Linked DNA regions of Mus musculus: regions 1 and 2 are each linked to region 3. Evidence: chromatin loops called from intact Hi-C (ENCODE). Cell type or tissue: heart. All regions are shown on one strand. Links, peaks and the distances in the headings refer to the core of each region. The heading gives the core; the rest is flanking DNA. Region 1 has its middle 14 kb from the start of Rgs2. Region 2 holds the start of Rgs2 (regulator of G-protein signaling 2). Region 3 has its middle 130 kb from the start of Rgs1.

What was found. Hi-C counts contacts between places; a loop is a spot of excess contacts. Peaks named below come from ENCODE experiments on the same cell type or tissue, not always from the same donor. Only the 100,000 strongest peaks of a DNase experiment are listed, where the experiment ranks them.
Region 1: it touches region 3 in a loop (3-fold over the local background); 12 of 42 quality-filtered maps call a loop at or near these places.
Region 2: it touches region 3 in a loop (4-fold over the local background); 12 of 42 quality-filtered maps call a loop at or near these places.

The regions. Positions count from the first base shown.
Region 1 is chr1:144,012,691-144,023,156 of GRCm38, forward strand. No RefSeq gene overlaps it. Among named protein-coding and RNA genes, the nearest start is that of Rgs2, 14 kb to the left of the region's middle. In heart, for the core only: no CTCF peak of the experiment used is centred there; a DNase peak (open chromatin) is centred at 6,081.
Region 2 is chr1:144,001,011-144,011,476 of GRCm38, forward strand. Rgs2 (regulator of G-protein signaling 2) reads right to left here and starts at 3,139. Exons shown (of 5, transcript NM_009061.4): 1 at 2,999-3,139; 2 at 1,942-2,043; 3 at 1,770-1,831; 4 at 1,106-1,272; 5 at 1-864. The coding sequence starts at 3,108. The coding sequence ends at 670. In heart, for the core only: CTCF peaks have their summits at 3,575 and 5,797 (motif pointing left); DNase peaks (open chromatin) are centred at 3,231 and 5,731; H3K4me3 peaks cover 1,537 bases; H3K27ac peaks cover 1,714 bases.
Region 3 is chr1:144,376,277-144,386,742 of GRCm38, forward strand. No RefSeq gene overlaps it. Among named protein-coding and RNA genes, the nearest start is that of Rgs1, 130 kb to the left of the region's middle. In heart, for the core only: a CTCF peak has its summit at 3,950 (motif pointing left); no DNase peak of the experiment used is centred there.

The sequences.
Region 1 (10,466 bases), core at 3,473-8,472, 360 kb before region 3:
AGGAACCTTAAAGAATATTTCAAGTTACTTTTCCAATTTTATGTTTCAAAACAAAAAGATGAAATAAGTAGAGTTTAAAATTTATTTCACATGGCCAGAGAATTCTGTTATGTGACCAATGGTTTACTAGAGTCCTTCTAGGTGCTTCTGTTCAGAATGATTGTCCCTCGGTGTATTAGCTATTGAGGTCAGTTGTTGTCAAAAAAGCTGATCTGTAGACCACTGGATCACAAATGGCCTAGTTCAATTAGCAACTTGAGTACATGAACAATGAGAATATATGTTAGTTGGGGGACCATTATGTTTTGGTTGGGGTAGGCTCACTAAAGAATCTTAGATATGCTGAAGATTGGCCAATTTGAACTTGGCAAGGCTGGCTGGCTCTGCAGGTTTTAGCTGCGCTTTCTCATGTGTATGTGTGTCAGCCCATACATGTTTGTACAACTCCATGCCTGCTCCATGTGACTTCCATCCTTGTCTTATAACCCAGGTAATAGATGCCTTTCCATATTAGTACTAGAAGCAGAAGGCAGCCAGTGGAAAGCAGTTACATAATTTGAATTTCACAAAGTTTACTAGACCATGAGATGTCAACATGTTATCCTTACCTTTTTATTAAGTCATATTCTTCTACAGGGGGACAGAGACAGGCTAACAGGTGACAAAGTTTCCCATTTCATTTATTTGTGTGACTCCATTCATCATCCATTGGGAAGAATAGTTGGAGTGTTTGACATGACAGAGATGAAAGCCTAGCGAACTTCAGCTCAGAGACGCCCGTATGTCAGTAATGTCAATGTTTATGGGACAAAGAAATGCATACTGCAAAAGAGGATGGGAAATTGCTACAATCTACTGATCATGGAAGCAGAAACTCTATGGTACACACTATAGAGAGATGAGGTGGTCAAGATGCTGATAAAGCAAGGCCTTGTTCAGAGTAGCTGAGGAATCCCAGGAGATTCCCTCATACGCTTAAATCTCATTTTCTTTTCTAATGAGGATAAGATGTGTGAATAGCTTGCACAAATTAAACCTAGTGGGGCAAGACTCAGATCTTTTGTCTAATAGTGTGTGTGTGTGTGTGTGTGTGTGTGTGTGTGTGTGTGAGAGAGAGAGAGAGAGAGAGAGAGAGAGAGAGAGAGAGAGAGAGAGTTCTGCAGTTAGTATTCTAGGAAGAATAAGTCAATATTGGTTTTAAGGAAGAAGCGATAATGCACCAGATCATTTTTCCTACTAGATTACCCAGAGATGAGATGATGTCTTTAATTTTTGTTCTGAAATACCAACCATGACTCAGAATTTCAGTCATGATAATGATTATAGTTATCTTCTTTTTTTCTGTTTCTAAGGTGACTAGGTGCTGGGTTTCTGCTACTTGGAGAATACCATTGTCCTTTCTTGGCATGGGTTGTCTGTGATAAAACTTGGCAAACATCTGGAGGAACCATTTTGTGCTTTGCAACAACTGATAAAGAGGAACTTAGAGGGTCTTTCTTTTACAGTTTAAATATTCAATGTTTATTTTCACCTTATGGAACATAAAAAGACATCTTTGGGACACTAGAATTTGGAAGTCTGATTTTTTTGTGTGCATGTGTGTGTTCAGGTTTGAACTCAGGACTATGCTCATCTAAGTGTGTGATCTGCTGATGAGCTACTTGTCCAGACTTTAAATTGCTGTCTGGTTTGAAGAAGAAGGACAACTCTGGTTCATTAAAGGAAGAAGTATGTTTCTGTGTACATGAGTTGGAGGAGGATAAATGATAATGGTTATGAGAGGTTATACATCTGACCGAGCTGAGTACAAGATGGTCAGAACACTTTCCACATAAATATCTCAGATCTAAGTCAGAGACTTTGTGGAACATTGAATTTGCTTTCTGTTTGGAAGAACTTTTTCCCAGCCTCTTTTGCAGCATGCATTTCTTTGTCCTGTAAACACTGACTTTACTGAGATGCGGTCTTTGCTCTGCATTCATTCTGCATCTGTTCTCATTGTTTATGCTGGTTAATCCCTGTGTGGAGCTCTCAGCTCATCTCAGACTTTCATGGCTAATTGTCCTAGCTTGGTTCATTCTGCAATTTAGATGAACTTGTTCTCTCTTATTTTGTTCTCAAACTACTTCTTTGAGGGAAACCAGCATCTACAGTATTAGAGAAGATATAGGAGGTAGATAATAGTCACCATTGACTTATCCTTTTCCAATTCTGTATAAAGTCTATCCTGTTGGTTCATTCTACTTTACTTCTTAAAATATGAATGCTTCCTTTCCTTCTTTCTACTCCCAGCCACACTCTCTAATTTTCTCTGCCTCTCTTTTATTAATGGAAACAAAGTTCTTAGTCTTCTTATTCCACTATCAAGTGTTATATACATTTACTAAGGCTATTATGTATGTATGTATATATATATGTATACATACATACATATATATACACACACACACACATATATATATAATTTGTGAATAAATAAAATATTTTATTAACATGGCTTGTTGCTTAGACATTTAGGAAATTTCCATTTTGGACCATTATGTAATATACTGTTTCCATCAGACAAGTGGATGGAGGCCTAATATATTACATATTAAGAGCCTAGAACAGTCCCTAGTGATTTCATCTTTTATAGTTCTAAAGGACTTCATCTATTGTTCTTAAGTGTTAGGGTTCTACTCCTCCATTGTTGGTGGGATTGCAAGCTGGTACAACTACTCTGGAAATCAGTCTGGCAGTTCCTCAGAAAATTGGACATAGTATTACCGGAAGATCCAGCAATACCTCTCCTGGGCATATACCCAGAACATGCTCCAACTTATAATAAGGATACATGTTCCACTATGTTCATAGCAGCCTTATTTATAATAGCCAGAACCTGGAAAGAACCCAGATGTCCCTCAGTAGAGGAATGGATACAGAAAATGTGGTACATTTACACAATGGAGTACTACTCAGCAATTAAAAACAATGAATTTATGAAATTCCTAGGCAAATGGATGGATCTGGAGGATATCATCCTGAGTAAGGTAACCCAATCACAAAAGAACACACATGATATGCACTCACTGATAAGTGGATATTAACCCAGAAACTTAGAATACCCAAGATACAATTTGCAAAACACATGAAACTTAAGAAGAAGGAAGACCAAAGTATGGATACTTCATTCCTTCTTAGAATGGGGAACAAAATATCCATGGAGGGAGTTACAGAAACAAAGTTTGGAGCTGAGACAGAAGAAAGGCCCATCCAGAGACTGCCCCACCTGGGGATCGACCCTATATACAACCATCAAACCCAGACACTATTGCATATGCCAGCAAGATTTAGCTGACAGGACCCTGATATAGCTATCTCTCGAGAGGCTAAGCCAGTGCCTGGCAAATACAGAAGTGGATGCTCATAGTCATCTATTGGATGGAACACAGGGCCCCTAATTAAGGAGCTAGAGAGAGTAACCAAGGAGATAAAGGGATCTGCAACCCTATAGGAGGATCAACAATATGAACTAACACACAGAACTGTGTCTCTAGTTGCATATGTAGCAGAGGATGGCCTAGTCGGGCATCAATGTGGGGAGAGATCCTTGGTCTTGGTAAGATCATATGTCCCAGTACAGGGGAATGCCAGGGCCAGGAAGCAGGAGTGGGTGGGTTAGGGAACAGGGTTGGGGGAGGGTATAGGTGACTTTCGGGATAACATTTGAAATGTAAATGAAAAAATATCTAATAAAAAAAGAAAAAAGTGTTAGGGTTCTGTTCTTAAATAGATACAGATAAAAATTTTGTTATATTATGGCCATTATAATGGGAAAAATTATTAGTTTTGACCAAATTCCAAGATTCAAGAAAATGACTACAAATTTAAAATAAGGTCAATTTGGTTGTGCTTGAAAAAGTAAAACATAAGAATATGGATTTTCCTTAACTCTATATATTTACCTTCTGTGGAAAAAAACTGAAACTGTAACATAATATAATAGTAGAAATAAAGTGGAAACTGCTATAGAACTAATGGAAAAGAAAGAATATGGATCATTGATCTGTATAAAATTATAGAAATCCTGGAATAAAGAGAGAGAGTACTGGGATCGAAGTGAAGCAAAACATAGCTAACTTGATACATCAGTGTGAGATCCACACAGAGTCTCCCCAGATTTAAGTAGCTCGTTCCTTCAGTGGGTCCTGAAAAGGCTTGGATGGTGTTTTAAATATGAGCATGCTGGAAGGCAGGAAGCAAGGGTTAAAGTAAATTATTTCAGAATTTGAGGTAGTAGCCCATGCAGAGTATTTGATTAAGTCTGACTTAAACTTATCTTTGAGTTATTTGAGAATGTTGTGTAATACATTTTGATCACATTTCCCGTCCCCACGACTCCCAGTTCTCCCCATCTCTCTTCCCCAGAAAACATTGCGTTCTCTTTTATTTTTCCACCTGTTAAGTCCAATTTGTACTGCCCATGTAGTCTTGGATGTGTGGCCTCCCACTGGAGCATGGTGGACTTACAAAGGACTAAGCTCAGAAAGGAAATCAATCCTTTCCCAACAGTTTACAACTGCCAAATACCTTCTAGGTTCGGGGTGAGATTTAGTCTGGCTGAGATCATGCCAGTCTTGAGAATGCTGTTGTAACTGCTATGCATTCATAAGTGCTGCCTCCTGTCCTGTTTTGTCTGGACGACACTGTTTTCTTGTAATCATTAAATGCCTCTGACTGTTATACTCATTCTTCTACACTCACGCTTCTACAAAGATTCATGAGACTTGGGAGGAGGGGGTGTGATAATGATATTTAGGACTGAGCATCCGATAATGTCTTCTGCACCTTGCCACTTGTTGGGTATCTGCGTTAATTACTAGTTACTGCAAATAGAAGCTTCTCTGGCACTCACAGCATGTGACTAGACTGGTTAAAGGGCTTGGAGGAGAATCTATTACTTTTACTTTGCTAAATGGACATGTAGTGTTAAACTAACTTCTAGTGACTTATTGTTATACCCATTGATTAATGCAGTTCTCAGCTCTCACCAGGGAAATTTCTACTAGGTTTGATCTTACACAGAGAGTGTGATAAATGATCTTATAAGTAAAAGGAGACATAAATATGAAAGGTAATGGGTATTTAAAAATTACAAGTTAGTCATCACACACGATCTTTTGAGATGAATCAAAGTCATATATAGAAAATAATTCAATAAAAATTAGTGTTTTTTTTTTCTTGAGGAAAGGGGTTGAAAACTGATCAGGGAATATGTTTGATGTGTAATGGTCTGAGGGAGGATTGAGTTAAGGACTCTGAAGTTGAGTCAGAGCTGAACAGGGAGCATGGCTGTTGATGAGTTCTGACATCAGGGTTCGGTGGGTTGTTTATATGAGCTGTATCAAGCCATTCAGGGTGGAACAGTTCCCACATCGCTTCAAAGCATAGAGTGATATTCTCAATCTCTGCTTGAAGTCAACAGCCTGAAGAAGAAAGCACTCAAGAGAAAAACCAAAGACCAACTCAATTTTAAAGCTGTGGGAATGTTAAAATATTTTCAAATGGGTTCCTCCAGTAAATATTGTAAAGTCAATAGAAATATTTTTATAGTGGAATACAAAATTCCTGCCTTATACTGGTGCTAAATGGAGCTCTTTTTAGCTTATGACAAGAAGAAATGTAAGATAGTGTGCTATGATTTACAGACAAGCTATGCCCTAGGTAGTTATGTCCTTAGTAGTGCTCCTAGCTGTGGGGTGGACTGTGTGGCTGTGGCCCTGCTGTTGGCCTGTCCCCACACAGAGTAGGAGGCAATAGGAGCAGTCTGATCCGAAGTCTGAGCCAGGTGACTGCTAGGACACACTCCTCAGCAGGTTTCCTGTGTGTTCACTTCTGCTTCTTAATGTCTTACATTGGTCACCTGTATGGCTGACCTATTTTGCTTTGCTCTCATGAAATAAGAGCTATAATTATCCACCGTTGTCACCACCTAGGACAAACTTTTCCATAAAACAGTGCCAAGAAAACACTTGGTGGATGAATCTAATCAAAGAAGCTGTGTTACAGTGAGAAGTCTATTGGCTTGCGAGCCGGCGATTTGGTTTGAAGCCCAGGCTGCTAATGATTAACCACCTTCTGTCAGGGTACTTCCTCCCCCGTCAGCTAAGACTTCCCCTTGGGAGCCTCCCAGACACCCACACTATCCAGCATCCAGAATGAACTCATTGTACCGTGCTTTCCCACAAAGCCAGGTTTCCCCTTGGGCAGGTTACACTCTGCTGTTTCCTCTATGAGCTGGTAGGTAGGTGCTTTCAGTACAGACTCTTTTTTCCCCCCTGCATATTAGAGATTCGCTCTGGTCAGGCTTGTGTAGGTGCTAGCAAAACAAGAATGAGTGGCTTAACTTACGTGACAGTGGGAAGACAATAGCATGGTATTGGGGTTTCCAAGAATGTTCTTGAGAGAACAGACTGTCTTTCTCCCACTGCAATACTAATTCCAATAGCCACACTTCCCTTCCAACCCTGACTTCAATACTAATCCTAAACCACTTTGTTACCAAGCAACAATTGCATTTTCTCCATTCCTTATTCCCAGTGCTTATCATGCCAGCCACTGTCAAAACTACCTTAGAATATCTACCTAAAAGGTGGAGAAGTTTATTATGTCCTATAGTATCAGGGTTACAGAGAGGCAACGTGGCTCACCTTATGGCAGCCAGGCATCAACAAAGGAGGAGGAGCTATCTTCCCGGTAGGTCACATCTTCAGTGACCTAACTTCCTGCAACTTGGCTCTATCTTTTCAACATAGGGTCTTTGGGGGACCCTTAAGCTCTAAATCACGGCATGTCTTTAAGATAGGAGCCATTGTGCCCATTTTCAGGTCTTTGGAGAAGTGAAGAGATGGCCCTGCATCATTGTCATGGCTGATCTGGAATTTCATGTCCACAAGTGTAATTTTTGGGTTGTCATTAAGAGATTTTTTTCAGGACCCTGTGTGATTATGCTCTCTGAAAGGCTGACCTTAAAAGTTAATCTAGTTATTAAATATCATCAGGTTCCTTATAGCTAGCAGGCTCATTTCTAGACTCTGAGGTAGATGAGTTTGACTAGTGAGCAGGACAGCAGTCTTTAGGAGAGAAATAGCTGTTAAAGGCTTTAAGAAAGAAACTAGATCAGATAAAAACAAAACAAAACAAAGCAAAGCAAAGCAAAGCAAAGCAAAGCAAAGCAAAGCAAAGCCAGTAACCATCACAATCCTGATCTGACTTAAAAAAAAAACAAAACCTTTGTATCTGATGAAATGTTTTCATATGATACATGATAGGATTTACACAAAGGTAAAGACATATGTGAAGAAATATGTGATCCCTTCAGATATGCAAAATGTGATGTCTCACCATCAATGGGAATTACAGACTCTGGAAACCAGCTGTGTCTACAGAGACTGATTGACTGGCTAGAATTGCAGTGATACGGAGAGGTTGGAATGTTGCAGGGCCAGAGGCTAATTACCTTATCTTGGGCTAGTGTTAGCCCCATGAGTAGCTATTCCTAGCTATTCCTTGCCCACCTCTGTGTCATAACTAATATCCTGTGACTAATAGACAAACATCCTTTGAAATGTATTAGCTTAGGAGACCACTATATCCCATGAATTTCAAAGCCAAGAAAGTCATCAGCTAACATCCGAGACACATAGAAAAGCTTCCCAATAGATTATCTGTTGTCATCAACCCTTTTGATGTACCTACCAATGTGTTTTAAACTTCCCCAATTGCTCTTCTTTGACCTTCTTTGCTCGACGAAATCGTAAAACTTCATGAAGCTACTTCCAGCTTAGAACATAGAATTTGGGGTAAATCTGTGGTCCTAGGACATGTTCAGTTAACTTTAACTCCAGGATAAACTATTCACTTATTCATTTAAGGAAAAAAGAAAGTTATGCTAGTGAGAGCCAGTATCAGATGCCCTGTTTGATTTTGAATCTGTAGTTGTTCAGTAACATAGTGAAGTAGCTATTCATAAAAAGGCTATAGACAATATTAGTAATTCAGGAATGAAAACTAGAGGCTCTTTTTCAAAGTATAAATCTATTAGTTACTATGTTTGTACATATAGAATTGTACAGATGTCTGCAGACAGCCCATAAAACACTTCTCTCTATACTAGTATCTACTGTTTAATATGGAGACATCCCTATAAAGTCATTTTTTTTTGAGTCCACTATTTGTTGGTCAACTACTCCTGAACATGAAACATACCCTAGTGTAGTTGGTCTACCTCTTGTCATTTTATTGGAGAAAACTGATTTTCCTCTCCATGGAGATGTAAGTGACAATTTTATTGTTAACTAGTTTTACATTCATCCCATCATTCATTTTTTTAAAAAAATAGTAAAATAAAACATTGCAATATAAAAACAAAACCTATCACATAGAAATTAGATGATACAAATGAATAGAAGGAAAAAAAGTCTCAAAGAAGGTATGAGTCAGAGACCCAATTGTTCACACACTCAGGAGTCCCTTAAAATCACCAAACTGAAAGCTATTATATAAGCACAGAGGACCTGGTGCAGACCTGTGTAGGCCCTGTTCAGGTTCTGTGCATGGTGTTTCTATCTATGTGAGTTCACAGAAACTTTCCTCATGTTGATTTAAAGGGCTTTGTCTTCTTTTCTCCATCACCTCTGACTCTTAATGCTCTTCCCTCTGCCTCTTCAAAGTGGTTGCCTGAGCTCTAGGGGGTTTGATGGAGACATCTCATTTAGGGCTGGATATTTGAAGGTGTTTCACTCTTTGCTTAATATCTGGCTGTGGGTCTCTATATTTGTTCCCATCTGCTACAGGAGGAAGCTTCTCTGATGGTGGCTGAATAAGGTACTGATCTGTGAGTATAGCTGAATGTCATTAGGTCATTTCATCCCTACATTGTTTTCTTTTTTCTTTTTTCTTTTTCTTTTCCTTTTTCTTTTTCTTTCTTTTTCTTTCTTTCTTTTTTTAATTGTTTGCCATAGGTCATCGAGCTATCTAGTCTCAGGTCCTTGGTTATCCAAGCAGTGTCAGATATGGGTTCCATCTTGTGGAATGGGTCTTATGACAATCAGTTATTTCTTGGTAACTGCGATACCATTGCCTTAGCATATCGTATAGGTAGTAAGTATCATTGCATCATAAGGATTTGTAGCTGGCTTGGTCTTTATGTTTCTCCTCTTTTAATAGCATGCAGAGTCACCCCTGTAACAAAGATACTGGAATGTAGGGATGAAGGTTCTATGTAGGCACTAGGTCAACATCTCCATGTTCAATGAGCTGTGTGGGTGTTGTCTTAAGCAATAGGGCCTTACTGTCAGTTTGTGGGAATAACCACAACAAAGTTGGCAACAACTTGAGTTGTTTGGGGATTTTTATGGGATCACTTTGGCCAACAACTCAATTAGATATATTCTAATCCCCATACTCGAAGCTTCGTTGGGTGACAAGAGATGGTCAGTCCTGACTCTTTGTCTCACCTATTATTTGGTGATTTCATTTAGATTGCCTTCATATATGTTTGTATTTTAGGACTTTTCTAGTGTATTAGGTTTCTATACAACCACTTAAATGCCCCTTAGTTTTGGCAATCTCTCCCCATTTTCTCTTCCACTACCTTCTCCCATCTCCCCTCCCCATTAAGCAGTAAGTACTCTTAATAAACTGCAGGAAAGTTACTATAATTTATAAAAGTGGTATTTGTTAATTAAAATGTTGTGACATATGAATAATTTATAGTTATACATTTATATATTGTGTCATATATTTCCAGACAAATGCTACTGAATACATATCTTCCTATGTAAATAAATACAATCTTACTAAATTTTGCATTCATATTTTATTCTCAGATCTTGAAATTTGAGCATTTCTCTCAAAAGTTATCTGAGGTTGAAAACTATATGAGTAATTTTATTCTTTTGTATCTCATTTAAAATATTTTAGTTAGAATAGATATGCTAATTCACAGTAAGTATGTATATTAAAAATATACTCACCATCCGTCCATCCATCCATCCATCCATCCATCCATCCTAATAAATTGACAAACCAAAGTATAAACACCTTTTATCATATTAGTAAGAATTCAAATAGATATTTCAGGTTTAAGTATCAACTTACATAAGAGAATGAAATAAATGTTAATGTTTTATTTATAATGACTTATTGATAGTCATTTAGAAACCTTAGTATAACTGAAATTTTATACCTGCAATACCATTAGCAAAGTTTGCTTTTAAATACTTTTGAGGCCATGACAAAGCATTTTGTAAAAAGAAAATAACGAGGTCTATTATATTTTGAGACAGGCCCGTGGTCTCAGGACTTGGGAGACTGATAGGTTAGTAAGTCCAAGAACAACGTGGACCACATGTCAAACAGAGAGTTGGGAGCAGGAAGGGATCTAGGATGAGAAGAGCTTAGATGTGCAGTTACATCAGAAGAGA
Region 2 (10,466 bases), core at 3,080-8,079, 370 kb before region 3:
AATAAATTTATTAAAAGTATTCAAAAACCACTTCAAAGTTTAGCTGCCCGCAAGACAGTTTTTGGCACTCGTAACAGACGCTGGTTCTACAGCACGGCACAGCATTCGGTCCATCACACACACCATTTAACAACTCAAACATACTTCTCAGTTTCAGTGATACGTGACACACTAGTACTAATGATCTGTAGTCCTAAGAACGTCAACACCCTTGCACACAGTAAACATTGTAATGTTACTTAGTACTAAAATATTAAAACTAGAACTAACACCACTATGTGGTAACATGGACTAGTTTAGGGAAGGTGTACAGCCAACTAGCTAAGGCCACATAATCCCAGACCTATTGATTTTAAATGCTCCAACAACATTGCATCGGATCTTTCATCTCAAACTCTGCTTTCCCGACAAGGAGGAAGAACACATTCAGAGGCCTGTTCCCTCCCTCTGTTCTTCACACAGTGAGGGAAGCCGTTCTCACACAGAGCCTCTCCTAGGTTGCTGACTTCCTGATTCACTACCCAACATTGAATCAATAGTTCTGAGCGATGTTTTCCTAACACTCAGGCTGAATTCAAGGTCAGTTTTTTTTTTTTTTCTGGCAGGTCACAGCCTTTGCTCTTGGGAGACAGAATGGAATGTCCTTTGTGTGTGGGGGGACTCCTGGTCTCATGTAGCATGGGGCTCCGTGGTGATCTGTGGCTTTTTACATAAGTCCTGGTAGAATTCGGACTCCAAGAACCGAGGATAAGAATTGTTCTCCATCAAACTGTACACCCTCTTCTGAGCTGTGGTGAAGCAGCCACTTGTAGCCTCTTGGATATTTTGGGCAATCAGAGATTTCGTTTGGAAGTCTATGTTTATCTGAAAGAACAAAACAAAAGTCCATTTATTGGCTAGTCAACACTGCAGATTGATGCTTAATAATAAAACATAAAGGTGTAACTTGTGATCAGTTATAACTGTCAACTTTGGAGAAACTTAAATGTTAGGACAGCTGGGATGAGAGGCGCACAGGGCTCTTCTCACTTGTGCTTGAATGTGGTGTATTCAAGTCTCAGGTTTCAACAGTGTTGAAGGTGATCTGAGGCGCCTGTCTTCTTACCTCTTTGGGAGCTTCCTTCTCTATGAAGTCGGTATAGATTTTCCTTGCTTTTGAGGACAGTTTTTGGGGTGATTTGGTTTTTTTGAAGTCTTCACAAGCCAACCAGAATTCAATGTTTTCTTCACAGAACTCGGACTTTAAAAACGCCCTGAATGCAGCCAGCCCATCTGGAAGCACAGGAAAAGCAGCATGAATGGAACGACCGAATTATACACAGTTCTTCTGCACAAAATGATCAGTTTCCTAGACTTCATTCAAGCCTGTCATTCTCTAGGTCTGGCTCTTTAAGCACTAAGATGCCAGTAGGCAAAAATGCTTAAGTTTGTAGTCTGCAACAAAAGTATACTTAACTTCACTGGCACTGCAAGACCAGTGTTTATAGGCCATAAGTTCACTAGGAACTAGGGCTTTTGAAAATATTCTATGCAATGGAAAAGCTGACTCAACCACAGCCTGAGTAACTGGCATTTTAATTTTTAGGCTAACTTTTCTTCCCCACCTGAGGTGAATACCTCTTGCTTCCCCATGATTAAACCCAGTGATATAAGGGAAAGAAAAAGAGGCTTTGAACTGTCAGTGGTGGTAATGTCTAATGCACTTCTTGCAATCATTTCTAGGCTTTTAAAGATACTGGTGAGAGATCACATTCAAGAGGTGAACTTACATTTACTGGCCAGCAGTTCATCAAATGCTTCTGCCCAGAGCTGCGCTTCCTCAGGAGAAGGCCTGCAAGAGAAGTTCCGCAAATGAGCTCCCCAACACACATCAGTTCCCCTTCCCCTTTTGCTTGGCTTGGTTAGATATTCATCTCTGTAACTACAGGATCCGAAACTTACTTGATAAAAGTTTGCTGTTTGCTTTTCTTGCCAGTTTTGGGCTTCCCAGGAGCAGAGGAATTCTGCAAGAAGTAGCTCAAACGGGTCTTCCAATCCTTTAAGCTGGAAAAAAAAAGAGAGAAAAAAAAAATACTTCAAGTGGCAATTCTTGAACGGTCAAACTATCATCAGCTGCAGTAGCTACAAACAAAGCAGATGAGTCTCTCCCTCTTAGCTTTTAAACCCAGCACCTCAGAACACAGTTTTATCCATTCATCCGACTATAATGAGCTTTACAAGCAGGATAGGACTACATAACAGCCAGGGTATTTTAAATTTTCACCAGTTATTTCTGACCTAATAAACAGGTAGTGGATTTTCTGCATGGTTAAACTACAGCTTGCTGTCATTTTTCAATTGAGAACAGCAGTCTTGACCCAGCTGATGTTTCTTCCCTTTCTGCACTGGGGGTAGGAGGGTCTGCACTATGCCAGAGACAATGCATAGGTGTGTGTGTGTGTGTGTGTGTGTGTGTGTGTGTGTGTGTGTGTGTGTGATGGATTCCCTAGCTCCCCTCTGCGACCGCCCACAGTGCTTCTCCGCAGCAGATACTGCAGAGCAAATTACTCATTCCATAGTCGTGACTGGGTGAGCCCTACTTTATGATTTAAAAATGGATCTCATACATTGCGAATCAACTCAAACATCTCCACCCAGCAGCTATGCAAGCAGCTCAGAACTAACAATGCAACGTCCAGACGCCGGTGGACGTTATTCAGCTACAGGATTCTGATGCCACATTAAATGCAGAACAAAAAGCCAACCAGCCCTTCTCAGATCATCTACCGCCACCTTCTTCAACCATTTCCTATAGTTCCTAAACTCTCGGAGCTCACATAGAAAAAAAGCAAATACCACCATATCTAGCAAGCTAACCCCCCACCCCCCAAGCCCCCACACTTTCTCTGCAGAGGTGCAGACTAGAGAGCATTCAAAGCCGAGATCGAGGGAAGGTAGGTCCCTAGCAGCAAAGCCAGGCTGGGTATGAAGAGCTCTTCGGGAGACAGGGCATACTCACAGTGTCCGCTTCATTTTCTCCCGCTTCTCCTCGACCTTGGGGCCGTTGCCTGCACTCTTGTCCATGGGTACGCAGTCGTGCTGGACAGCCAGGAACATGGCACTTTGCATTCTCAGACTCCCGCGGCCACCGCAGCTGTTTGAGGCCGGGAGCGCGCCGCGGGCTTTTAAGGCGGGCGGCGGCATAGGGGCGGGACCTGGAGGCGTCAGCCACGCCCCAAGAGAGCGCGGATTGGCTCGCTGCAGACGGCACGAGGGCGGAGTCGCCCCGGCCTGTGGCAGTCACGGCAGCCCCCGAAGGGCCTGGAAGCGAGGGCGCTGTTGACGTAGGCGCCGCATCCTCGTGCGCACACAGGGTGGGAGGTGGCGGGCGGGGACACAGAGAGATTTGGTAGGCACTTCGGGCAGCCACGCGGTGAAGGGTCTCCGAGTTCTTGGCTTTTCCTTTACTGAAGACCGTACCTTTTACTCGTGTGCGTGTGTGTGTGTGTGTTCGCGCGCGCCCCACCTTTGTATCTATTGTTCATCCGGACACCCATAAACTGCAGCTGGGATGGGGAGAGCCCTGCTGGCTGCACTCAGCAACTCTACCTATTTTAGAGAAGGAAATCAAACAACTAGAAAAACCTGAAATATGGACTGTTGAGTAAGGTGCTGTAGCTCGCTCAGGCACCTTGGAATTCCTAAAGGGAATTCCACGCTACTCAGGGAGGAAGCGGGAGAAAGTTTCTATTAAAACCTGGTGTTTTAACCAGTTCTGCAGTTTTGATCTTTAAATGCATGGCTGCAGCAGGCTGTGGCTTTGCAGGGTCGTTCCCCAGGAGACCCGAGGGGCATCTCCTGCGGGGCACAGCAAAGATCAGAGAGATAGGTGAGAAATACAAAGGGAAACCCAGGATCTCGCAGTTCTGCTGCACACGGATCATGTGTAGTTTCAGAGCGTAAGGAATCAGGATTTCCTCATGAGTCATTCACGGTTGAACAGATTTAGGAATTACTAGATGTTCAACTGCTTAAGTTAAGGTGGCGGTGCAGTGGGGGCTAGAGCTAGATGTGAGAGCCGGTTGGTGTAAAGAATTTGTTTGGGTAAGCTTCATTTGTGAGAACCCCTGTCTCTGCTCCTGCAGGGTTTAATAAGCCCTGATTTGTAAGAACTAATACATGACTTCAACTACAAACTGATTCAGCTTCCTATGTTACCAGAATGATGCGGCGGAATACCTAAGTGGTTTTCCCATAAAGTCTGAACAGACTAACAAAAAGGTACGGCTTAGGCTCTAGTTATTCTGATTCATACTAGATCTACTAAAAGGAAAATGAAGACCCATTCTCAAACTGGGAACCAAGCAACACATTGTGACAAGCTGAGGGTAGTTTGAGTCAGAGATCAAAGTCTGCAGTCGCTAATGAAGAAGATTGGTATAGCCTTATTATAGAAGGAATATCATTTCGATTTTAGCAACAAATACTTGATAGCATGCTTATGAATCTGTAAGATGAAATTTTTAATAAGCCGAAAAGATCTGCACTGTTTCTACATTTGCTTTAATTTCTGACGATTTAATACATATTTATTAAGCTTGTGTTAATAAAATAGTGTTGCTCGTTAAAATATCTGTAATGTGCAGGCATAGTTGACTTTTTTTTAACAATACAAAACAGGACTTTTTTTTTCTTACAACCCTGGGTATTAAAATCATCAATATAGGTCAGGTGACCCTTGACACTTGTGGCTGTTAGCAGGTGTAATCAGAGCCAGTAGTTGCTAAGTCTCTGTTAGGGCAGTCACTTTCCTCCTGCCTGAGCCCTAATTTCTCATGACTAAGAGCAGCAATGTGATTTTTTCTTCTCCTTTTTTTTTTTTTTTTTTTTTGCCAGTCTCAAAAGATACTATGCAAATCTTGCATTTAAGACCCTTTGTAATGGCAACAAAGTGCATTATTTTGCACATACAAACAGAGCAATGTCAAGCTAGCTTTTCAGCATAAAAAATCTGTAAGAAGTAACTCAAAATTAATTAGGTTCTAAATGTGTAAATTCTATCAACTAGCAAGATAATGCAGTTTGTGTGTGTGTGTGTCAAGCTTATGACAAATTGATGTTTATATAATAAATGAGTAAGGACAAGAAACAAAATAGTTCATATTTAGCACCTTCAAGATCTTTAAACCTGAAAAGCTCTGCTCTTTTTATACATTAACAAAGTGAATTTACATGTGCCCTACTAACTAGTTGAAAGGTAGACCACCCTAGATGATTTTTGTATTTAATCCACTTTAATACTTTTTTTTTCTCTACAAGCCTTTTCAGACTGACAATTGGAAGTAAGTCACAAAATTATTTTTTCTCCCTGGAAATCGTGGATAAATTTACAACCACTGGTAATTTTGGGAGTTTAGGCAGTATCTACTACAGACAGACACCTTTTTTCTTGAGAAGACACCACATGGCACTGGGAGGGAATATAGTGGCAGAATGCTTGTTGAGCACGAAGGGGCCCTGGATTCTATCTCCACCAAAAATACCCCCCCCCCCCCAGGTCTTTTTCAAAACCGGCTTTCATATTTAAAGTAATAGCTTCATGTCTGGCAACTTCCCTTTAGAGTTTGTTGTTGTTACAGTTGGCTTTTAGGTAAATAGGATTGCTAAATACTAAGATGACACACAGTTTCCATTTTGTGGTGGCGGAAGCAGCAATGCAGTGGGTTGAAAAAAGACTGGCCGGCAAAGCCACAGCCTGAGATCTGCTGATAAACAAAGCGTAGGTTTCCATTTTGAAGCTGCCATGCCCTCTGCTGGAGCTGCCTGAGCGCATGCCGCTGGATTCTCCCACAGCGCAGACTTTTTTTCCTTTTCCAAACAATACCACACAGATAACACGAAGGATACAATGTCTCACTTGCCAAACACCTATCTTCTTCATTAATTCATTGTTATGAATATTTATATACTAACTCATGCTCTAGTAATTTAAAGCCAATATATGCTTAAAAATTCACGGAAATATTCTGTGTATAACTAAGTGCTTAAAACAAAACAAAACAAAACAAAACAAAACACAACTTGGCAATATGTTTAGATATTAATTTGAAAGAACTCCAAAACTGTGGCTCACCTTTGTGAAATGTTCTTTTCAAATCAAGAAAACATGGGATAGGTAATTGAAAAAAAAATGTTAATAATGTTCATATAGTCAGAAATGTGACACAGGTTCTCCCCCGCACCCCCCCCCCCATTTTATTTTGTCTAACTTTTTTTGTGAAATATTTTATCAGAATGAACACATGCTTTCACAAGACTCTTTTCGTCACCCTTTTCCTCTAACATGATCTCAGATTTTAAAGTTATTATTAATTTCTTAAACGGTAACTTCTGTGCCCAGAAGCTAAGAGAGAAAATTAGTGTTTTTGTCGGGATTGTATTGCTTTAATGCTTGACCTGTGTTTCAGAGGACTTAGTCACTCAACCAGTGTGTGTCGGTGGTTTCACTTAGCCGTGGCCCTGCTTCCTCTATGCTTTGAGGTGCGTATTCCAAATGCAGGCAGGCAAGGCATTGCGAAATTTAATCACCTTCTTTACCAAAACACTGAGAATAATAGGAACCTAAGGATGTTTTTTATTTCTGAATGAAAAATGCTAACATAAACCAAATACTGCATATAGTTGTGTTCAGTAGTTGTTAAGACTGTGAGTTAAAGACTGTGCCTTTGCTGTCTAAAGCAGGGAGCTGTTGCTTGCTGTGAGTTGAAAACTGATGGGAGAATGTGGTTAGACATACTGCCTTGTACAGTAAGTTGCATAAGTGACCTGAAGACTGCAAAGTATAGAAGCAGAGACTGATTTCGCCACATGTCTTCTGACTGGAATTTTAATTTTTTGCCAGAGAAACTGGAGTGTTAGTTGGAATGGGTTTACTATTGTTCTCAAATTGGTCATGTTTGGTTAATGAAAAGTTAGATTTCGAAGGCTTATAAGCTGCCGGTCACTGGGGATGTAGCTTCCTTCACATTTCTTTTTTCACGTATGAAAGGACCATTGCAATACGAGATGTGATGCACTAGTCCCCACCCCACCCCCACAGTGTACTGAAAACTTTTAAGTAGGGAGAAATGATCTGTTTTATGTATTCTTTAGGCCTTTGATTCATAGACTACTTTATAATACTAGATAACCTTGTATATATTCTCTTCCTTCACTTTCTTTTCTTTTCTTTTTTTTTCATTTTTTTCTTTTCCTCTGCCTCCTCCTCTTTTTCTCCATCCTTTCCCTTTCTCTGTCCTCTCTTCTGTTCCTTCCAATGGACTTCTGCCCTTCCTTTCTTTCACTGTCTTCCTTCTCATCCCTTTCCTCCCTCTCTCTCCCCTCCCCTTTCTTTCTCTCTCCCTCTTTTCTCTCTCTCCCTCCCTTCCCCTTCCCTTTGTTCTCCTTACTCTGTTCCATAGGCTGCTCTTCCAACTCTTGATTTTATTGCCTCACTCACCCAAGTACTATGATCACGCACACACACACACACACACACACACACACACACACACACACACATCTTAGAGTCCCAATAGAAATAACTGGATAATAGAGGATGCTTTTGCAGAGAGGTGAATTCAAGTTGACACAGTTGTGCTGTAAATATCCAACTCTAAACTCGGAGCTAATGGCACAAGAGTTCGGCAAACTTCCCAGCTTGTAAAAGTGAGATACTTCTGTCTTTCTTTTCATAAAATATGTTTGTTTAACAGAGCAGGTTGGTTGAATTTCTTGTCCATAATTGGGACACTTGCTTTTTATTCTTACTGTTGCTGTTTCACTAAATTTCACTGTTAAGTGTAATTACTGGGGTGGCCTGTTCCCCTTTCAGGTGGAAAGAATGGGCTGCCAGTTTAAAGAGCATCAGCTAAGTTCCACCTTGGTGTGCTGAAGGCCAGGTGTGTCAGGGACTGAAGTCTTCTTTCTTCATTCCACAGTGCTGAAAAGTGATGGATAGAATCTGCATCTAAGCTGACTCTGCCCCTCAGTGTCCTGCCATCTCAGCTTGACTTATCAACCTTTTTTGGGTGATTGGTTATCTGTTTCCGTTCTGGGTTTCCTGGTGGTCCTTTTAACTTCTTTCAAATACCGTATTGGATACATCAGTGATTATTAATGATGTAAGATTATGTTTTTAAAAGACTTTTACAAAATAAATAATAAAGAGAGAAACAAAGTTAGGTTCATATCAAGACTGAGAAAGCAAGGTAAAGAAATAGCTCTTTGGCTTCCTGTTCCCATGCATTCATACCTTCTCCCATTATCAACATACCTCACCCAGATGACAGATATGATGAGCCTGTATTGACACATCATTATCATCCAGAGTTGTTGGTGGATATTAGGGTTCATTCCGGTTGGTGTACATTCTGTAGGCTTAGCCACAAGTTCAGTGACCAGTATCAACCATTGTAGTATCATGCAGAGTACTTTCACTACCATAATTACCTCTCTGTTCGAATTTATCTCTCCCTCTCTGATACCTTTGGCACCTGATTTCTTTTTAAACCATTTTCATAGCTTTGCCTCTATTAGAATGCCTTCTTAATTAGAGTTTGGCATTTGGAGTATATAGAGCTTTTGGATTTGGTTACGTTTCTTTCATGGCCTTTCCCCCTTGGGGTTTGATAGCTATTTTAATATCATGTAGTTAATAGTCCCTTACTTGAGGTTTCCATAGTGTATTTCTCTATTCACCCACTAAAGGATATTTAGGTTGCTTCCAGGTTTTGGCAAACAGGAGTAAAGCAGATTTAAGTTTTGTATGGGCATGTTTTCAAACTCCTTGAAAATACCAAGGGTTGAGTTGCTTAATTACAAGAACATGTTTAGTATTGTAAGAAAACATCACCTTGTCTCTAAAAGTTGCTTTACCTATCATGTTCCAATTCCAAATGTCAATTCCTGTTACTCTGCATCTCTGGCAGCATTTGATGCTCTCAGTACCATGCATTTGGACATTTCTAAAGGTGTACACCGATATTGTCATGGTTTTAATTCACAGTCCTCTAAAAGCATATGATGCAAACTTTCTTTTTGTCTGTATATTTGGCATTTGCTTGTTTTCTTTGGTAAGGTGTCAAGGGTTTTGGCTAATTTTAAATCAGACTATTTTCCTACAGTTGTGTTTTAAGTTTTCTATATTTTTAAGTAATGGCCCTTTGTAAAATAAATGCATTTGCTTTTTTTTTTTTCCTCTAAGCCTGTGGGATTTCTCTTTTTATTCTCCATTTTTTTTTGTTTTTGTTTCTTTTTTGTCTTTTGAGGAGCTGAACATTTTAATTTTAGATAAGTCCATCTTAGTATTTCCTCATTTTGCCAAAAGTTAGTTTTCATCTGTAATGAAATGAGCTTTTTCTAGGGTGTAGAGGGTACTTGGTAAAATTAATATATTCTCTCTCATCTCCTTCTCCCATTCCTTTTCCTTCTCCCTTTGCCTCTGTCTCCAACCCTCCTTTTCTGTCTTTCTGACTTTCTGTCTGTCTGTTTGCCTGCCTTGTTGTTTTCTTCATGAACCACAGTCTTTCTGTCTTTCTGTTTGTCTATATGTCTGTCTATCTGCTTGCCTGCATGCTGTCTTCTTCATGAACCACAGATGGATTTATCTGTCATGTTTAGAAACGCCTGTCTGCCTGTCTGCTTGCCTGTACATCTTTGTCTTTAAGATAGGATCTCACTGTGTTCTGGCAAGCCTATAAACTTTCTGTGCACAACATGGTGGTCTTAATCTTCTGTCAGTCTGTGTGCTTGAGTTACCCAAATGCTGGGTGTTTATTATCACACATGGCATCATTTCTTTTTATCAGTGCAGTTTAGCAAGGACTTGACATCTCTGCCTGTCCTTTCCCTGTACTCTGTCACACTGGACTGAAGCTTTATCATTTGGGGTCTTCCAGTGCATCAACCCTTTTGTCTCCTTCGGTGACTAATTTATAGTGTATATTTTATTTCATTTCTTTAAGAGTTTTACGAGAAATTTTAAAGCAAGCCAGATGAAGACACACTAGCAACCTTGTCAATCTTCATCTAGATAAGCTGTATTTAACTGAGCAACATTAGTTGTTTTCACAAAACAAAAGATGAATCTTTGGATTCTTCTTTTTTTTTTTTTTTCTAGAGTGGCCATTTTCTGACACATTCATTTAATTCAATTTCAAGCTTTCATTAACCATGTTGTCTTCTTCATGAGCCACAGATGGATTTATCTCGCATGTTTAGCAAATGCCTACATTCATAAGGAAGAAAGGGCTCATTCCGGCTCACTGTTTCAGGATCCAGTCCATTACAGCGGGAAAGCAAGATGGAAGGAGGAGTTGGAAGCATCTAGCTACAAGAAGCAGAGGGCAATGAATGAATAAGTGTGCTCAGCTCCCCTTATCCATTTTATACAGTCTAGGGTCCCTGCAAAGGGAATGGTTCCACCCACGGTTGAGACCACTCTTCTA
Region 3 (10,466 bases), core at 1,985-6,984:
TTCTCTATTACTTCTATTTTCAGTTTCAGGTCTTTTACAGTTTTATTTATTTCCGTCTCCTGTTTAATTGTATTTTCCTGTATGTCTTTACAGGATTTGTTTCCTCTTTAAAGAACTCTATCTGTTTGATCATATTTTCTTGTATTTCTTTAAGAGATTTATTCATTTCCTCTTTCAAGACCTCTATCCACTTTATAAGATTATATTTAAGGACATTTTCTTGTGTTTTGGTTGTGTTAGGATAGCCAAGCCTTCCAGGGTAACTGTGCTTTGGAGGTGTCACATTGCCTTGGCTTTTGTTGATTTCTTATCAACACATCTATTAGCAATTCCTTTAGGCTCGTCCCAGAAACTAGAAACAGCTTGCTTCTCTGCCAGTCAGTTATGGAGCCAGATGCATAAGACAGATGCTCTGTACTCCTCTTTCTCTTTATCTGTCTCTCTTCCTTTTCTTCTCCCACCTGCCCTCCATCTTCTCTCTTCCCCACACGTTTCTGGCTAGCCTCTTCCTCCCTTCTCCTCTCCTCTCTTTTTTTATCCTTCTCTGACCCTCTCTTTTCTCTGCTTCTGTCCCTTCTCCTTGTTTCCTTCCCTTTAACCAAATAAACTCCCCTTTATACTAAGCCTGTCTTACAGCTGATTCCCAGGGGATCATCATGGCCTGGTCTACTCAGGTGCTCCCTCCCACAGCATTATATTGCCTCCTTGCTCATTTAGAAACACAACAATATCTCTAACCATGTGAAATATTTTCTAATAACCATTTATACTCAGTTCCCCTGATGTAGTATAAATTAATTTTCCATGAAATTAAACACACTAAATATTTATTGAATACCTATAATTTTCTGTGTCTTAGGGAGGCATAGATACCACCCTCCATAGATTGTATGTTGAGCCACAACTTTCAGCAATCACTTTCAATGGTGATTGATGTGGTCCATGGGATAATGAGAAAGTGTCAGGCTTTTCTGGTGGCCTCTGTGATTCAGAGCAGAAAACCTTGACAAACTTCATTAAGGCCACAGAAGAGGATTGTCCTCTAGGAATCCTGTCTTCTCTGAACTTCCAGAAGTGGAGGCATCTCCTCATTTGGACTTGTTCTTGGTGATTTCTCCTGGGATCAACCAGGCAGGAAAGCATTGGCCACACCAAATCTTGGTAACCTTCCTTTATTAGCATCTGGATGGAGTAATTTTTAATAGGCTTTTCATTTATAAAGATGAGTAATAACTGTGTAGACAGTGACCAGTTGATTATCTTGGAGGGGATTGTGAATGTTCACTGACTCCCTCTCTCCCTCCCCTATACCCTGTACCCGCTGTGATCTTGAAAATGTGTTTCTAAGATGATGGTCAGGCCAGTGCCAGGCAGTAACCATAGGACAGTACCATAAAAAGCAAGCATTGCCTAATCTTAACAATTTTGCTGAAGAAGTACAATCATGTAATCAAGTAGATGGGTTTCCTAAGAATTTTCAAAGTTTACCTCCATGGTGAAGTTAGCATTAATAGAAAATTCACCTCATGTTCTATATGGCTGACATATTGCAACCACAAACTAAGAAAAATTAGCATTGGTGAAAATTCAAATAATAAGTTAATTTATAAACCCAATAACCAAAGAGAATCAGAAATAAGAAAAAAATGGAGTTTGATTTTTGAAAAATAAATCAGAACCACAATCATTCTTAAAATAGAATACAGGGAAATAATAATAAAGCATACTACCTGGTGCTAGAGAAATATTTGGAACATTTAACCAATTAAAATTGGTAGCTGCTCCTATATAGTTCCAGATTAATAAGTACATTTAAGATGAAGTTTATGTAGAATCCATGAGAGGTCTGAGGATGAAGCTCAGTTGGTAGAGTGTTTGCCTAGCATGCGTAAGACCCTGGGTTTGTTCCTTAGTGCTGCATAAAATTGAGCATGGGGCACACACCTGTGCTCCTAGAGCTACAGAGGTGAGACAGGAAGGCTGGGAAGTCCATGGTTACATCTGGCTGCATAGTGAATTTATGATTAGCCTAGGTTTCAGAAGACCATGTCTCAAATTATGAGAGAACCATCACAATGAAAATTAGAAGCAAATGATAAAGAAACACAATGTTGACAACTTATAAAATGACATTAAAGACATACACAAAAAATTATACTTAAAGTTTTATATGCCTATGTCTAAAAAAAAAATTGAAAATTCAGTCAGCCAATCCTTCATCTTCACATGTTAGCTATTGGGAAAACATCAATAAATTAAATCCTCCAAACACAGTAACATAGAATTGATAAGCTATTGAAAATGATGAAATAACCACATAAGTAAAAGATCATTAAAGTCCAATTTGTTAATTTAAAACACATCCGACCTCATTACAGATGGTTGTGAGCCACAGTGGTTGCTGGAAATTGAACTCAGGACCTCTGGAAGACTGCTCTTAACCACTGAGCCATCTCTCCAGCCCTGACCCTTAGTAAATATTACACTAGATACTAAGAGACTGTAAATTTCTCTGTTCATTTATAGATCATGTCTAGGATGCTATCATATCACTTTATGTCAATACAGGAAATGGGGAAAACATAGAAAGAGAAATAAAATTGCAAAATGCACAGAATAAATCATATCATTTGCAAAGGATGATTACAGATGCAGAACATAAAAGATTTTATATGTATTTAGTATTAATAAAATAATTCAGGAAGTTGATGACTATAGGCAAGGTATGGAAGCATACCATCTACATTCATTAGTAACAAAGTTAGTAAATAGTAAGACTCAAAAAGTATAAAAGCATTAGATCTAAATTCATGAGTAGACATTTTGAAAGATGCTCTAAGAGAGTCATCTTGAGGAATTAAATAAAAAAAAATATAGGGACCCTCCCACCTTCACAGACTACAATACTCTAAGACTTGTTATTATAACAATGGACAATCGAAGAAAATTGCTTGGCTCAGTTAAATATTGAAACTTTTAAAGTCTTCTCATTTACATTAGTTTCTCTCTCTCCATATATATGTACATATACATATATTTGTACATATATGTATATATATGCATGTATATGTACATATACTTATACACACACACATATATATACATATATATATATGTATGTATGTATATGTATATAATGTGAGTGTTTTAGTGATTTGATTCTCTCCTTGAATCATGTGGGTCTCAAAAATGAAACTCAGATTTTCAGAGCTGATGGCAAATGCCTTTACCTGGGATCCATTATGCTCAAAAACTCCAGTGGGATTTCCAAAGTGAGTTTGCATGTTTATTATAATATATTAAATATATAAAATAATAGGTGTTAATCATTATGAAAGTTTCATGCATGCATGTTATACACTTTGGTTGTACGTTGTTTTAATGTTTTATCTATTTGTTCGTTTATAGGTGGGTTGGGGAAGGGGTGTAAAAATTGGAAAAATATTGATATTCTAGTATGGGATCACTTTTTGTAACCCCATTTGTAGGCTTTTTGTAGATATGTTTTCTGGTGTTTTTACAACTTTCTTCCAATGTGCCTTATCACCTAATAAGTAAGCCTGTCTCTTTGGTCTCTGCATCTCCAAGCACAGGATCATCCAATCATATTGCCTTCTGTCCCTCTTGTAATAATTCACATAATTTTCCACTATGAGTTAAATATCCTGTGTATATTATGAATGATTTTGCATTATAATTCATATTTTATGTATTGGGAAACATAATTTTTATAAAATTGTGAAGTTAAATATATTATATTTTAGCTGATATTTGACATATAATACTAAATATTTAACTTTTATTTATGATATTATTTTCACTGATTGCTAAAGAGGGAAGCGTGTTTGGAAAAAACATGATTTCCATGCGGTTTGAGAAAACTTACAAAGAATTTAAATCTCTAGCATGGATTTTTTTCCTGTACTTTTCTGCCCTCTAGTGGTGATAGAGCAAAGACCAAAGAAATATTCCAAAGGCAAAAGCCAGTTCTTGAAGAAAAGACAGTGCCTTTTTTTGTTTGTTTATTTATTTACACTTCAGATGTTATCCCCCTTCCAAGACCCTCCACAAGACCCATATCCCCTCCTCTTCCTCTCCTCTATGTGGGTACTCCCCCATCTGCCTACTTGAAATTGAAAAGTTTTAAAAATTATAAATCTCTCACTGGTCAATAATGCTCATTGACATAGTGCTGATCGATGCTGTTACTGTGTTGTAACTTAAGCAGATTAAACAAAGGGCTAACACTAAAATAATTTTCATATTGAAAAAAATTGTAAAATATTATACAATAAATTAAAATTATAAAATAATTTATTGACTAACTGTTCACTCTGACATTTACCTTCCAAGCTGTATTTTGATTTTTTGTATGACAATTTCAGAAAGAGGTTCACATTTTAGAGATAGATTCAAGTTAGTATAGCTAAGCCACTTGATAGAGAGTAAATCTTAAATACAAATAACCTCTATCATTTTAAAAGTGTTTTAGTGGCAGAAACTTGTGAAGCCTTTTATCTGTGTTAGTATAGTGGGGACAGAGATTTCACTTTAGACTTACTCGGTAGTGGAAGTCACAGGGAGTGAGATGCTTACAATGAGTGGGTAAGAAGGGGGTGGGGAGCTCCGTGGTGGATTTTCTATGATTGCTGGTGAAATGATGCACTTGAAACTTCCACCTCTGACATCATCAATGCAGTTATACCACATAGTGAATGAATCTGGAATAAGGATGCAAATTCAGCTTCAAGTGGCTACTGCCAGGTCGTCAGTGTCAGGTATGGAAATATCACATTGAAACCCATGCCTTCAGATACTAACTAAAACAATGTTGTATAGAGAAAAGAGGCCTGTGACTGCTAGTGATAAGCACTATTAACAGAAGCTGTTGGGCTACTGAGATGGCTGAGGGGGTAAAAGTGCCTAAGGCCTTGAGTTTCATCCCTGGGACCCATTTGGTGTATCAAGAGAACTGTCTCTGGCAAACTGTCCTCTAACCTCCATTTGCCTGCTGTGGTATGCATGCATTCAACCACACACATTCACACACACATTTGCACACACATAGTCACACACACATTTGCATACACATAGTCACACACACTCACACATAGATGAACACACACATTGATGCACACAGACACACAGAAATAAAGGTTATAGATGATGTTGAGATTATGAAGACTAAGGGGGACTCTTGAAAAAGGATAAAAAAAATTATATTATGATGTGGTCCATGAGACTGAAGGGTCCAGTGGTATAATGTTATGGGTTGAAGGTTAGATTACCCCACCCCCACTCCAGGCCCATGTGTTTGAATATTTGGAGCTCATCTGGAGACATTGTTTTGGGAGGTTTGGAGCCTTTGAGGGTTTGCAGTCTGGTTCTCTGTATTAGGTCACTGGTGGTGGGCCTTTTAAGGTTAACCGCTATGACTCAGACCCTTATTCTTTCATTCTGCTTCCATTGTCATATAATGAACTCTGCCACACAACTGTGCAACAGAATTGCACTAGATGAGAACCCCATAGGAAAACCAACAGTGTCAACTCACCTGGACCCCTGGGAGCTCCCAGAGACTAAGCCACCAACCAAAGAACATACACATAGAAAGCAGAGGACTGCCTTGTCTGGCCTCAGTGGCCTAATCCTATAAAGACTTGATGCCGCAGGGTGGGGGGATGCCAAGAAGGGGCACCCTCTCAGAAGTGAGGGGAAGGTATGGGGAGATGGGGGAAAATCTGAAAGAGGGAAGAAGGAAGGGGCAGCATTTGGGATGTAAAAAAATAAATTAAATAATTAATTATAAAGAATTGCTCTCTTCTGCCTTTCAAGAGACAATAAATTTACATCTATCTGAAACCATGAGCCCAAATATGTGATTTCCCCTTGAGCTGTTTTCAGTTATCCTGCCACTATTGTGGAGGTTTAAATAGGAATGGCTTCCATAGATTCACATGTTGGAATGCATGGCCACAGGAATTGGCACTATTAGGAAGTCTTATTGGAGGAGGTGTGGCCTTTTTAGAGGAAGTGTATCATGGTATCATGGTGGAACAGTGCCACACGCTCTGGTTGAGTCAGCTTGACAAGCCGAAAGGCTTGAAAACTACTCTTGAGGCAAAAGAGTTTCACGGAAACTCGCTCCTGGAGTCTGGCGTGCTCTCTAAATTTTCCATTCCCGCGTTAGTCTAGTGGATGGATCCACATGCTGTCTTTATTATAAGTGCCTTTTAAGATTGAATTCTGACATAGCTAAAGCCTTTCGCCAGTGTTCCAACAGTCCTAGAACGTCCTTGAGCTAGACACTGACATTCAGAATAGCCTCTGGTATTACACTATCAATAAAAGCCAAGTAGCTCCCATATACAGGAATTTACAATGGTTTAGGAAGTAGATCGGGCTGTGGTTTTAGAGTATTGCATTATTCATGAGATGGTTAGCTAGAATGGAACTCCCTCGTTAGAACCACGACTTGGGTGTGAAAGCCCTTGCCCTAGGAGAGTAAAGACCTCACACCTGGCTTCTAAGACTATAGCTGAGTTACACCCATACACACGTATTTACAATGGCCTAAGGGGAAGGTGGACTATACAATAGACTAAAATAGGAACTATGGCAAAAGCACGAAGCCCTTGACCCTGGCTTCTACGAATCTTAGGTGGAGCCCCTTTTTTTTTTTCTTCTATTTTTTTTTATTACGTATTTTCTTCAATTACATTTCCAATGCTATCCCAAAAGTCCCCCCCCCACCCACCCATTCCCATTTTCTGGCCCTGGAATTCCCCTGTACTGGGGCATATAACGTTTGCCTGACCAATGGGCCTCTCTTTCCAGTGATGGCCGACTAGGTCATCTTTTGATACATATGCAGCTAGAGTCAAGAGCTCTGGGGTACTGGTTAGTTCATAATGTTGTTCCTCCGATAGGGTTGCAGATCTCTTTAGCTCCTTGGGTACTTTCTCTAGCTCCTCCATTGGGGGCCCTTTTGATCCCAGTTGTTAACAATGAATTCTATCCCAGGTGGTTCCCGTTAGACCTTTTGTGTTTGCATTCCTCTGTTTTATGTAAGATTCTGGTTACCTCATTTGTACCTTGCGAATATGTCACCCAACTTCCTTATTGTCTTCTGCATAAAAAGTCTGATGCTCGATTTGAAACATACATTCAGATTCCACACGACCTCTCCTGTGTGCATCTGTTTGTCACTCATCCGACGCTTTGCCCACCCGCGACTAGAAACCCGTTCCACACAGACAAAGGGGCTCAGAGGGTCTGCGGCAGAACAGGGCTTTGAGGATGCATATATATATATATATATATATATATATATATATATATATATACTCAAAGGTCTGCCCAGTGTAAAACAGTAAAACATATTCACTCTCCTTCTGCCTGACTTTGAATCAAGTTGAAGAACTGTCAGCTCCTTCTCCAGCACCATGTCTGCCTGCATGCTACCATGCTTCTCACCATGACGATAAGCCATCCCCAGTTATGTTTCCCATTATATGAGTTGCCTTCATACTGGTGTCTCTTCACAGCATTGACTATCCTAACTAAGACACATCTAGAAATTATTATTAGTCCAACTTAGAATAAAGTGGGCATTTTTCTACCCCACATTTTCAATGGAGTTTATCAGGATGAAATTATTTGAGGTATGTTTGTAAACACAAATGAATTTGTTAGACGAAGTAACCTAATAACAGTGTCAAGAACTGGAGTACAAATATAGTTTGTATATTTAGAATAATTAATGTGCATAATTGTTGGGAGCCGCCCCCACATTCGCCGTCACAAGATGGCGCTGTCAGCTGTGTTCTAAGTGGTAAACAAATAATCTGCGCATGTGCCAAGAGTAATTTTCCACTACATGTACTCTGCCTTTACTCGGCCATGGGCTGCAGCCAATCAGGGAGTGATGCGTCCTAGGCGAAGGATAATTCTCCTTAAAAGGGGACGGGGTTTCCGCCATTCTCTCTCTTACTTGCGCTCTCTTGCTTGCGCTTTTGCGCTCTGCGCTCTGGCGCTCTGGCGCTCTGGCGCGCTGGCGCTCTGGCTCCTAAAGATGTAAGCGGGGGGTTTTCGTTTTTGGGGCTTGGGGTTTGCGCTCCTGGCTCCTGAAGATGTAAGCAATAAAGTTTTGCCGCAGAAGATTCTGGTTTGTTGTGTTCTTCCTGGCCGGTCGTGAGAACACGTTTAAGAGTTGGTGCTGAAATCCGGGACGAGAAAATACAAGAAAACTCGGGACCGGCGCAAGGAAGATCCCTCATTCCGGAACCAGAACTGCGGGTCACGGTAATAAAGGTTCCCGTAAAACAGACTGTTGAGAAGGATTCAACTGCATGAATTCAGAACTTTTCAGCTGGGGAACAGGAGTACCAGTGAGTACAGCTTTACAAGGTAAGTCTGGTCTTGAACTTTCTAACGAAATTCAAGACAGTCTATCAGAAGTAAAGTGGAAAATAGCTTTACAAGGTATGTTTGGCCTTGAACTTTTTCTAGTGTTAGGAGCCCTTTTGTTCTTTTTCACATGTTATCAAGTGATTAAGATAGGGCTGAAAATTCTAGATGAAATTCAGGACAATCTATCAGAAGTAAAGCGGGGAGAGAGAGTAGGAGCAAAGAGGAAATATGGTGCACAGAATAAGTATACAGGCCTTTCCAAGGGTCTTGAACCCAAGGAAAAGTTTAGGTCAGGTAAGAATACCTGGGGAGAGATTAGAAGGAAGGAAAAGAAAAAAGAAAAGAAAAAAGATCAATTAGCGGAGGTCTCTAGGAGATACTCGTCACTAGATGAGCTCAGGAAGCCAGCTCTTAGTAGCTCTGAAGCAGATGAAGAATTCTCCTCTGAAGAAACAGACTGGGAGGAAGAAGCAGCTCATTACCAGCCAGATAAAGTGCTAGCTAGTCGGTCAAGAAAAAAGCCAAAAGCGGCTGGCGAAAGCCAGCATGCTGTTCAGCCTCCGGGCAGTCGGCTTCAAGGTCCGCCCTATGCGGAGCCCCCGCCCTGCGTAGTGCGTCAGCCCTGCGCAGAGAGACAATGCGCAGAGAGACAATGCGCAGAGAGACAATGCGCAGAGAGGCAATGCACAGACTCATTCATTCCCAGAGAGGAACAAAGGAAAATACAACAGGCATTTCCGGTCTTTGAAGGAGCCGAGGGTGGGCGTGTCCACGCTCCGGTAGAATACGTGCAGATTAAAGAACTTGCCGAGTCGGTCCGTAAATACGGAACCAATGCTAATTTTACCTTGGTGCAGTTAGACAGGCTTGCCGGCATGGCACTAACTCCTGCCGACTGGCAAACGATTGTAAAAGCCCTCTCCCTAGTATGGGCAAATATATGGAATGGAGAGCGCTTTGGCATGAGGCTGCACAAGCACAGGCCCGAACAAACGCAGCTGCTTTGACTCCAGAGCAGAGAGATTGGACTTTTGACTTGTTAACGGGTCAGGGAGCTTATTCTGCTGATCAGACAAACTACCATTGGGGAGCTTATGCCCAAATTTCCTCCACGGCTATAAGGGCCTGGAAGGCGCTCTCCCGAGCAGGTGAAGCCACTGGGCAATTAACAAAGATCGTCCAGGGACCTCAGGAGTCCTTCTCAGATTTTGTGGCCAGAATGACAGAGGCAGCAGAGCGTATTTTTGGAGATCCAGAGCAAGCCGCACCTCTGGTAGAACAGCTCATCTATGAGCAAGCCACAAAGGAGTGCCGAGCGGCCATAGCCCCAAGAAAGAACAAAGGCTTACAAGACTGGCTCAGGGTCTGTCGAGAGCTTGGGGGACCTCTCAGCAATGCAGGTTTAGCGGCTGCCATCCTTCAATCCCAAAACCGCTCCATGGGCAGAAATGATCAGAGGACATGTTTTAACTGTGGAAAGCCTGGGCATCTTAAGAAAGATTGCAGAGCTCCAGATAAACAGGGAGGGACTCTCACTCTTTGCTCTAAGTGTGGCAAGGGTTATCATAGAGCCGACCAGTGTCGCTCTGTGAGGGATATAAAGGGCAGAATCCTTCCCCCACCTGATAGTCAATCAGCTTATGTGCCAAAAAACGGGTCATCGGGCCCTCGGTCCCAGGGCCCTCAAAGATATGGGAACCGGTTTGTCAGGACCCAGGAAGCAGTCAGAGAGGCGACCCAGGAAGACCCACAAGGGTGGACCTGCGTGCCGCCTCCGACTTCCTATTAATGCCTCAAATGAGTATTCAGCCGGTGCCAGTGGAGCCTATACCATCCTTGCCCCCGGGAACCCTGGGCCTTATTCTCGGCCGGGGTTCACTCACCTTGCAGGGCTTAGTAGTCCACCCTGGAGTTATGGATTGTCAACATTCCCCTGAAATACAGGTCCTGTGCTCAAGCCCTAAGGGCGTTTTTTCTATTAGTAAAGGAGATAGGATAGCTCAGCTGCTGCTCCTCCCTGATAATACCAGGGAGAAATTTGCAGGACCTGAGAG